2 separate regions of the Mus musculus genome follow, and region 1 is linked to region 2. Evidence: chromatin contacts called from ENCODE Hi-C or POLR2A ChIA-PET data. All regions are on one chromosome and are shown on one strand. Each heading gives the region's core, a stretch centred on a gene start or an enhancer-like site at or near the end of the contact. The rest is flanking DNA. Distances are from core to core; before and after follow the strand shown. Region 1 holds the start of Sp4 (trans-acting transcription factor 4). Region 2 holds the start of Cdca7l (cell division cycle associated 7 like).

The links. Hi-C counts contacts between places; a loop is a spot of excess contacts on that map. ChIA-PET counts read pairs that join two places held with the same protein, here RNA polymerase II (POLR2A).
Region 1: a loop to region 2 is called in a map of heart, with 3 times the contacts of the local background. The contact joins the promoter of Sp4 here to the promoter of Cdca7l in region 2. A Hi-C loop is called at or near these places in 3 of 37 maps with a recorded cell type or tissue (T-helper 17 cell and heart). POLR2A ChIA-PET finds 5 or more read pairs at or near these places in 2 of 5 experiments (Patski and embryonic stem cell).

What each region holds. Positions count from the first base shown.
Region 1 is chr12:118,298,290-118,303,236 of GRCm38, reverse strand. Sp4 (trans-acting transcription factor 4) reads left to right here and starts at 1,797. Exons shown (of 6, transcript NM_009239.4): 1 at 1,797-2,010; 2 at 2,429-2,538; 3 at 3,045-4,599. The coding sequence starts at 2,004.
Region 2 is chr12:117,841,086-117,846,614 of GRCm38, reverse strand. It overlaps Cdca7l (cell division cycle associated 7 like), which reads right to left and starts at 2,754. Exons shown (of 10, transcript NM_146040.1): 1 at 2,658-2,754. The coding sequence starts at 2,681.

The sequences.
Region 1 (4,947 bases), core at 548-3,047, 460 kb before region 2:
GTGCTTGAGGTGAGACTGTGTATCTATAATATAGCAAGCACTTCTGAGCTTTCTAAGATCTAGTGAATTGGGATGTGTATGGGAGGAGATTACTATAGTATCTTCAGCTCATAAAATGGAGTAGGCAACATTGTAATTTACTCCAGCTTCTTTACTTTACTGCTACAGCTTTGTCATCACCCTAAATACTTGAGCAAGGAAACACTAGTAAAGTACAGAACCAGACTCCTCACTCACTCTTACAATATGTCAGACCTCAGGCACCAGACAAAAACACCCAAAGCTGAATGTGGGGTCCACGTCAATAAATGTGGAACGCTTTAAGCCTAGTGTGTAATGGTGTCCTGTCCCAAGGTTCTTTTTAGGGACTTATTTCCAGCTTTGGTACACTTCATCAGTCGCTCATATGGTCGGTCCCTGGTATCTTGATTTCATGTCTTTGGAGAGAAGCTAGGGGCCGGTTCAGGAGCATTTGACAAAGTGCTTTGCGCAGCTAGCTGTGAATTCCACTTGCCTAGAAGCTTACGCTAAAACCATGACCAGAGCTGACCCACATGCAGCCAGGCTTTCCTTTGCCCGGACAACCTTGTGAGACCTCTAGGAGCGAGAAGCGCGCCAAGAACGCAGACTCTAAGGCGCACTCGTGGCCACCCTAGAAGACAAGTCACTAATCTGCACCAGCAGCCAGCCAGAGATACGACAAATAAAATGGAAGCTCCTGCTCGGTGGGAACACAGGCCTCGCGCTGAGACCGGAGGCCCCGGCAAGCTAGGTGAGCAAAGAAAGCAGGGCGAAGGGGATGTACCCCAAGTCAGCTTCATTCAAACCCCGAGGACACCAGACCCCGCCTCCCAACACCTCGGTCCGCTCAATCGCCGCGCGCTCCGGGTGTGAGCTCGCCCCGCGGGGAGCGGCTTTCAGCTGAGGGGGCGGTGGCAGAGGCGGTTCGGGCAGCCCCACTCGGCCGATAGGCCCAGGCAAACAACACCCATTTCTCCCTCCCCCCCGCGCGGGGTTCAACTCCCACTCGGCCCCGGCCACGCCCTGCTGCCACCGCCCCCTCGGGCAGCTCTAGGCTCCGCAGCCAGGCCGCGTTCGGGGGCGGGAGGAAGGCGGTGCCTCAATCGGAATAGCCGTCAAAAACTACGAGGCCCGAAAGCCTTTGCGGGAGAGGCCCGCCCGCCTCCTCCCACGACTCACTGTGCGTCAGCGGCCTCATCCAATGAGAGCCGAGCCAGGGAAAAAGGGCGCCCGGGTCCGGATGCGCCTTAGGAAAAGCCATGCTCACGCCGAGGGGGCAGCTGGCAGTCCACTCAGACCACGGGATCGCAGGGAGCTCACGCTTCCCCGCGCTCGCCCCGCTCCTCTCCCTTAAGCCTAGCTCCATGTCTTCCTTCCGCGGCCCCTCGCAGGATGCTGCGGCGCGCTTTTGAGTGGAGGGCGCCGGGAACTGAGTAGGGGGCGGGATATCCTGAGACAACAAGTTTGGCTGTATGGAGGGCCTGCCGGCAGCAAACCGCAGCTAGCTCACCGAGAGGGCACGCTCCGCGGGCCGGGAAGGCAGAAGCCGAACAGCAGCGAGCACCAGCCGGGCAAAGGGGAGGAGAAAGGGCGGCCCCAGCGCCCCGGCCCCGGCAGGTCGGCGGCCAATCCGCTGGGGGAAGGGGTGGAGAGTCGGCGGCGCCGGCGGAGGCAGGCCGAGGGGGGTGGGGAGTCGCCGCGCTCGCGCCGCCCTGGCTCCGCCCCCCGGCCCGCGCCGCCGCCCTCGCCGCGCGCCGCCGCTGTCAATCAAGGGCGAGTCAGCCGGGCTCGGGCGGAGAGAGGAGCTGCTACGCCACAGCCCAGCGGCGGCCATTCGCGGAAAAAGAGGCAGAGCCTGTGCCAGCTACAGCCTCCTCCGAGCCACCGCGGGCGGGCGGGACCGGCCTCTCCTCCCGCCTCGCCCCCACCCCCACCCACCTCTATCCCAGTGTCTCTGAGAGGGTTTGTCCTGTTAATGCGGGATGAGCGGTACGTATTCTCCACCCCCCTCGGTCTCCTTCACCGCCTCCCTTCGTCCCTCCCTCCCCAGACCCTGCTCGCTTCCCCCTCCCCCGGGGCCGCCGAGATGCTGGAAGGGGAGGAGGAGAGGGCGGGAGGGAACCAGGGGGAGGGAAGGAGGGCTGTGTTTTGTCTTAATGTCTGAGCTAGAACAACCTCCTTCTGGGTGTTGCTCTGGAGCCTATGGGTCGGGTTTCAAACCACGTTTCGTGAGAGCCCCCTCCTCCCTACCCTCCTTCTCCCCCACCCCCTGCCGGTGTGCACGGATCGCGGGTTTACGGAGATTAATGTTCAAGAGGAGGGAGGGGGAAGAAGGGAGGAGAACGAATAATAATAATCCTAATAACCTGTTGTCGTGTGTGTTGGTGGTGGTGGGGGGTTGTTGCAGATCAGAAGAAGGAGGAGGAGGAGGAGGCGGCAGCGGCGATGGCTACAGAAGGAGGGAAAACCTCTGAGCCAGAGAATAACAATAAAAAACCCAAAACCTCAGGCTCCCAGGTAAAAGCAAACGTTAAAAGAAAATTCAACACAAAGCTTTAGGGAAGAGAGGGAGTTATGCTCTTTAAGTACCCAGAAGTAAAGAACAGAATAAAAATGTTTATCCATTCAAAGCATCTTTCTGAGTGAGGAACTTAAATCGTAAATTCTTGAAGATTTCCCATCGTTGAGGCTATAACGATGTTTATATTACACCAGGAATTCAGACTGTTAGAAGAAGGTGTCTATTTTCCCAAGGGCATTTTGAGTTTAGAAGAATAACACTTTAAGAAAGTTTACCAGAAAATTCCTTTTTATTTAAACTTTATGTAATAGGACTTGCCTTTTTATTCATATAGCTTCTATCACCTGCTTTTGTTCATATTTCCTTTTTAATTCTGCTGCCTATTGAGTGTGTTCTGATACTTAGAGCTCTCAAAATAAATAACCCCCTCCCGACTGCTGTCTTCCACTAAATCCGCCCACTTTTTTCCCCTCCCTCTCCTTTCCCCTCCCATTTTGGGTAGGACTCTCAGCCCTCTCCTCTGGCTTTACTGGCAGCTACTTGCAGCAAAATAGGGACTCCTGGTGAAAATCAAGCAACTGGACAACAGCAGATTATTATAGATCCAAGCCAAGGATTGGTGCAACTTCAGAATCAGCCACAGCAGCTAGAACTGGTGACGACGCAGCTTGCTGGAAACGCTTGGCAACTTGTTGCCTCCACTCCTCCTGCTTCAAAAGAAAATAACGTTTCTCAGCCAGCTTCTAGTTCATCTAGTTCTTCCAGCAGTAATAACGGGAGTTCCTCTCCTACAAAAACTAAATCAGGTAATCCTTCCACCCCTAATCAATTTCAAGTCATACAAGTACAAAACCCAAGCGGTAGTGTACAGTACCAAGTGATCCCCCAACTTCAGACGGTGGAAGGCCAGCAAATTCAAATCAACCCAACTAGTAGTTCATCTCTACAGGATTTGCAGGGTCAAATTCAGCTCATTTCTGCAGGTAATAATCAAGCTATCCTCACGGCTGCTAACAGGACAGCTTCTGGGAATATCCTTGCTCAAAACCTGGCAAATCAGACAGTTCCAGTACAAATTAGACCTGGCGTTTCAATACCATTGCAATTGCAGACCCTTCCTGGTACTCAGGCTCAAGTTGTAACAACCCTACCAATTAACATTGGAGGAGTGACTTTAGCTTTGCCAGTAATAAATAACGTGACTGCTGGAGGAGGGACTGGACAAGTCGGCCAGCCTACTACTACTACTGACAGTGGGACTTCCAATGGGAATCAGTTAGTTTCTACGCCCACCACCAGCACTGCTCCCGCCAGTACTATGCCTGAATCGCCCTCCTCCTCTACTACCTGCACAACCACCGCATCAACAACTCTGACGAGCAGTGACACATTAGTGAGCTCAGCAGATACAGGCCAGTATGCAAGCACATCAGCCAGTAGTTCTGAACGCACCATTGAAGAACCACAGACACCTGCTGCTACTGAGTCTGAAGCCCAGAGCTCCAGCCAGCTTCAGTCCAACGGAATTCAGAATGCACAAGACCAGTCAAATTCCCTTCAACAAGTACAGATTGTAGGCCAGCCTATCCTGCAGCAAATCCAGATCCAGCAGCCTCAGCAGCAGATTATTCAAGCTATCCCACCACAGTCATTTCAGCTCCAGTCAGGGCAGACAATTCAGACCATCCAGCAGCAGCCTTTGCAGAATGTTCAACTTCAAGCAGTAAACCCGACTCAGGTACTTATCAGGGCTCCAACTTTAACACCTTCAGGGCAAATCAGCTGGCAAACTGTCCAGGTCCAGAATATTCAAAGTCTTTCAAATTTGCAAGTTCAGAATGCTGGGTTATCCCAGCAGTTAACCATCACCCCAGTGTCTTCAAGTGGTGGCACAACTCTTGCTCAGATTGCTCCTGTGGCTGTTGCTGGTGCCCCAATAACTTTGAATACTGCCCAGCTTGCATCAGTGCCTAACCTTCAGACAGTGAGCGTTGCCAACCTGGGTGCTGCGGGTGTTCAAGTTCAGGGAGTTCCAGTAACAATCACTAGTGTTGCAGGTAAGCTACATCTTTTTAACCCATTATTAGGAGGGATTAGTAACAGAGTTATTGCTCAGGGCTATCTTTTAGGTTTGATACACCTCTGATGTATATATACTGGAAAGGGATTAAAAAACTGGACTATTATACCAGCAACTAGATGTAGTTATCATTGTGACCTCTTTATTTCTGTAGCTTTTAAGACTCAGTTTTGTGTGTTGAGCTGGGTAAATAATTAAATTATTTCATAAAGCATCATTTTCCGATTAGAACCATAATTATAGAGATCGTATTTGAGTACACTTGAACCGTTTGGGAAAATGAGCTCATCATCTCTTCTGATAGAAAATTGATTTACCTTGCATT
Region 2 (5,529 bases), core at 1,505-4,004:
ATTTACCTACCTCCACCCAGTTTCAAACATTCCTAGACACTACTTCTTAAAGGAAAATTAAAAATCTTACTAGTTCTTATCAATCCCCGCTAATTCCGGATACTGGAAACAAAACCCTTGAAGGGTTGAGGAGTAAAGGGTTAGCTCTCCAGAGCCATGAGACTTTAACGTGCAGGGGCAGGTCAGCTCAAACAGCTGCACAGGAATTGTTCATTAATGCCCTCTAATGCTGAAAAAGTTGGCTTAACTGGAACTGGAATTGACTCCTGGTTTTCTGTCATCATCAAATCAAGTGATTGTGTGCACCTCTTAGAATTCTGCCCCGCCATGCATGGGTCAGGCTCATGAGAAAACGATGAGCTACTGGCCTTTTAAATACGGGACTATTCCAGACAGCCAGGGCTACATAGTGAGAGACCCTATATAAATAAAAATAATTTTTTTAAAAAAAGGACTATTAAATAACCCCTGAGGGTGGAGATCACTGTCAGAGGACATGAAATCCAAGGCACACCTGGCAGAAAAGCAGACTTGAAAGTGGTTTGGAATGCATGTGGGTGTCTCCCTGGCTCAGGTATTGCTCAGAAACCTCCTCCTATGCGGCCGCTCTTTGCGGGAGCATCCTGGGAGTGTTATGCTTTCCAAAGGGAGGAATTATAGTTACTGCTGTGTGAGAGGACAGTGTGCTGCCTGCTGGGCCCTGTCACACCGGGGGTGCAGCCAAGCTGCCTCTCTGGTTACTTGACTATTTATAAGGCTAGAGACTGGAAGATTGCAAAATTTAGCATCTCTCGGTTCAACGGTCTTCTCATCTGCACTCACCTGCCACCCCACAGAACCACTCACAGACCATGTCAATGAAGATGACTGTGCTCACTTTTAAACTATGAGGAGCTTACAAACAGAAAAAAAAATTCATCTTAATTTGTGCTACCAATTAAGAGATCTTTATAGGTGTGTGTATGATCATCTTATACATAGTAATCTGCCCTAATTGGTGTATAATGGGTAGGATGTAATTTGTAGATTGCCCCCTCCCCCCCCCAGTAAATAGTTTATTAAAGCTTCACAGTGTAACAATAAAATGTTCCGGTCTAGCTGCACAGTTTAATACATCCTGAATTTTCAAATGCCCTGAATACAGGGATCCTAGTTGCAAAGAGCTTTCCAGTAAAGTGACAGGTTTTGGAAATGATACAGTGAGTTACATTTTCTGAGGAACTACGAAAGCTCCTGTCTCTTTCCACCAGGCTGGAGCTGCAGCCCAGTTTGCAGATTTTGCCTAACATGCAGGAGGCCCAGGGTTCACCCCCAGCACATCATACACCAGGCATCCAAGCAGGGAAAGAATCCTGAATCTAGAAGTGGAGGCAAGATCTATAATCTGCTCTACAGAAAGTGGAGACCACTCTGTGATGAATGAGACTGTCCTGAAAAAACAAAGCAATTTCACTTTCCCTTTCCAAAGGTGTTTTGTTACTTCCTGGAGAAGCTCAGGCTAGCCACGTGCAAAAGCAAAACAAAAACAACAACAAAAACCCTAAAGCCTGAGTCTAGCTCAGTACAGTTTTTCTTTTCTCCCTTCACTGGTGAAACCTTTTAAAATACTTTCTCACAAACCTCCACTTTCAGGACATTCTCAGCGGTCACTAACTGGACAAAGTGGCCACTGGTATCTAGCCAGCTAGCTAGTTCTCTAATTTGCCAGCACAAAGGTAAGTGCCAGACCTGGGCAGGCCAGGTCTGGTAAAGCTTGGGCGCTGTTCCACCAGGCTCAGAGTCTACAGGTAGACTACAGGGGTAAACGCAGTTCAAGAAAGGCTACATTCATGTAAAATATCCCGCACCCCACGAGCAGGGGGCTGGCCATTCCTTCTCTTTTCAAAGTTTTTCTTAGTTCATTTTTAAAAATGATTTGCTTATCACTATATTAAAAAGTGTGTGTCTGTTTAGGTGTCTTGTGGTTGTCGTTTTTTTAACAGAGTGATAATTTTAAGTAGAGAAAAACCTTGAGACTGTAAACTAACAGAAATCACAATCCTGGCACGCAATGACCCTTTGGAAGACTTATTCTCAAGTGTTAGTGAAGTTTCAAAACTTAAATTAGACCCATAATGCATAATGGATTTGCCCTTCGCTTAAGATTTGCAATCTTGAAGTTGTTTGTTAACTTGGCCTAAAGATGTTACTTACCATTTGCCAAGTAGTAAATTTATTAAAGTTCTAGAATAAAACCTACAGCAACTCAATAAAAGACTGGTATAGTGTGAGTCTCGAGATTTCTTTCTTTCTTTTTTTTTTTTTTTTTTTTTTTTAATTGCTTTTTTCTTAATCTTCCTGACCTCTGGTGCCAGTTCCGGCGAGGAAGGGGGTTGGGGAGAAATTGCACGCTGCCCTCCCGCGCGCCCCTCCCCCAGGTCTCGGGGCGCTGCACCCCGTAGCTCCCGGCCTGCAGCTCCAGAATAGGCATCCCCACCTGAGCCCCGGCTGCAGGGGCCAAACCTGCAGACCCGGGGTGGTACAGCAGGGAGCCACGCGCACTCCTACAGGACCTAAGTTCCCAGCACCCGGCCCTCCGCGTGGACCAGCCCGGCAGGACAGGGCGGGGCGGGGCATGCAGAAAGCGGCCGGGGACCAGGGCTGGGGGAAACCCTCACCTGGGAGCGCGTGGCCAGCTCCATCTTCCCTGCTGGGCTCACTTCCCTGAGCCCTGCACGCGGCCACCCGGGCTGGCGCGGCCCCGAGCACGCAGCGCGCGGAGTTTGCCGTGGAACAGCGCACTGAGTTCAGATGGGGGGGACAGCGCGGCTCCGCGCGCACCGCGCAACCTCGCACAGCCTCGGGCCACGCGCCCGCACCCGGGCCTCTCCACCTGCGGTCCAAGCCTTAAGGCCGGCGCGGGAGCGCGCAAAGGGAGCGCGCGACCGGCATTGGCCGGCGTGTTTGGTTGCGCGGGCTTCCCCCTACCGCGCAGGTCCGCGGTGGAGCCGTCCGCTCAGGTTCGCGCGGGAGACTCAAGCTGAGGCTGCACGCGCCTCTGAGCTCCGGGTACCTGGCCCGCTCAAACTCCGCAGCGCCAACCTCCGTGTCCTCGTGGCCTGAGTTCCAGGAGTGTTGCGTAGAGGCCGCGGAGCTGGCTTTGCTTTGTTGTTGGTAAGGGGCGTGGTCTGTGCGCCTCCGAAAAAGTGGCTGCCCAATTCACTGCAAAAGCCAATCACCCAAGTTTTCTAACACTGGGCAGAGGGCGACGCAGCACCCTGCACACCACACACTACAAGCAAGACCTCCGTTCTTGCCAGAGCTCCCCAGTAAGTGCCTAGATGCTAGTCACTAGCACCTACTCACCGCGGAAATGCTGGGATAGGCCTCCTGACTCAGGAATAAACAAAAACTATCTACTAGGTTGAACTTTATGGACTGGGAGCCATTACCCCCAGGATAATATGAATAACCATAGTGATAACGCAAATCTCATGATGATGATAATTATGTCACCATCACTAATTTGATGGATAATTGAAATGATTAGTAACCTAATTCCTACCACTGATTAAAAATGATAAATCTAATAATGAAAGTGCATGGACATGTAAACTTGGAACAAGTTAGATGCCATGAGGGACTGGGGAATGGTAATCTAATGGCATGGAGTGGGCTGGAGGCATCAAAGACTTAGAGCTTGAGTCAGTAGCCTGAGGCATTTAATGAGTGGAGACAGTGGGAGGCCCAAAGCAAGCCTGAGGAGCTGAAAAATGACAAGTGGAAAGGTTTAGCACAGGATGGGGTCATGAGGTGATACAGTAACAGCTTGCCTGAGTAGAAGTTTATGCAGCCAGTCTCAGCTCCTTGGATCCAGTACTCATCCTTCTGTTGTTGCTGAATGAATAGTTGAAGTTGCCAGAATGTTCTCTCAGGCTTCAGGAGGAAACGTCAAGGAAAGAGGTGTCTTGCTTTCTTCGTTAGTTGAGCAACATGTTACCAGTGTTGGGGAATGAAGTTAAGAAAACAGTGTCTAACTTTAGAAATGCACATGGCCTGGCTTAGTTGCCTATAATCCCAGTTCTGTGGAGGCAGGGGCAGGAGGATTCTGAATTTGAGACCCTACCTCAAAACAGAAGAAAAGAAAAATGCTTTACTTCTCCCGGATAATGTGTATTATTGCTGTGACTACTTCATATGTAGTATTTCCTAGAATTCTCTCAACATTCATCCAGATACCCCTCGACAGCAGCGTTCCACCAAACCAGAAAACATTTTCAGGCTTCTAGAGTACACCCAACATTCTTTCTCCCGTTTTTCTTTTTGTTTCCTTAGGTTGCCAGGAAGAACAGTAAAAATGTATTAATCAAAGCTAGTTTTAGTCTAAGATAATTGTATCTTCCTGTGATCTAAGGGCTGTGTTTGCAGTTATTTCTATTATTATTTCTACTGTAGACTACATACAGCAAATCCCTATTGTAAAGGGAGCATTGGTTTGAAGTAGCAAAGCATTTGGAACCTAGCTATCATTGGGAACCTATTTAGACCACTGGACCTTCCCACTTTAGAAGCCTTCATTATGCAGCCTATGCTTGGTTACTTCCTGTCAGCTTGACACAAATGTAAATAGACCTAGGAAGAGGAAATCTCAAATAAGAAATTGCTTTCAACAGGTTAGCCTTTGACCATGTCTGTGAGACAGGTCCATGCCATCCCTGCATAGGCAGGCCTGGGTTATATATTATAAGCAAGCTGCCAAGTTCTGCTGCTTGGTTGGTTCTGTGGGGATCATTCTTATTCAAACCACCACAGGATTCAGTGTCCTCATCTGGCCTCTGCTGACACTTCATGCAGGTTTTGTGTGTGTGTGTGTGTGTGTGTGTGTGTGTGTGCGCGCACGCACACAGGTAAAACATCCAGGCACATAAAATAAAAACGAATCCACTAAAAATGTTTCTTTAAGGGAATAAGAACTGTCTATAGTTCCCTGAATGGATGAGATGTGAACCTTGGCATAAGAATCCACCACTGTCAACCTGCCACTCTGCTGCATGTTGAAGACTTCAGAGGTACTTCACAAACAGCAGATGCAAGATGATCTGCTGCAGGACTGGTAAGATGGCGCAGCGGTTAAGAGCACAGACTGCTCTTCCAAATGTCCTGAGTTCAAGTCCCAGCAACCACATGGTGGCTCACAACCATCCATAATGAGATCTGACACCCTCTTCTGGTGTATTTGAAGACAACTACAGTGTACTTACATATAATAAATAAACAAAATCTTAAAAAAGAAGAAGAAGAAGAAGGAGAAGGAGAAGGAGAAGGAGAAGGAGAAGGAGAAGGAGAAGGAGAAGGAGAAGGAGAAGGAGAAGGAGAAGGAGAAGGAGAAGAAGAAGAAGAAGAAGAAGAAGAAGAAGAAGAAGAAGAAGAAGAAGAAGAAGAAGAAGAAGAAAATCTGCTGCCCGTTCCCTGAACTTATGGGGGAGAGATGCTATTCCCTTGTGAGGTAAGCCTCTCCACATGGAAGGAAAGCAAGGTTCTTAGCAAGGA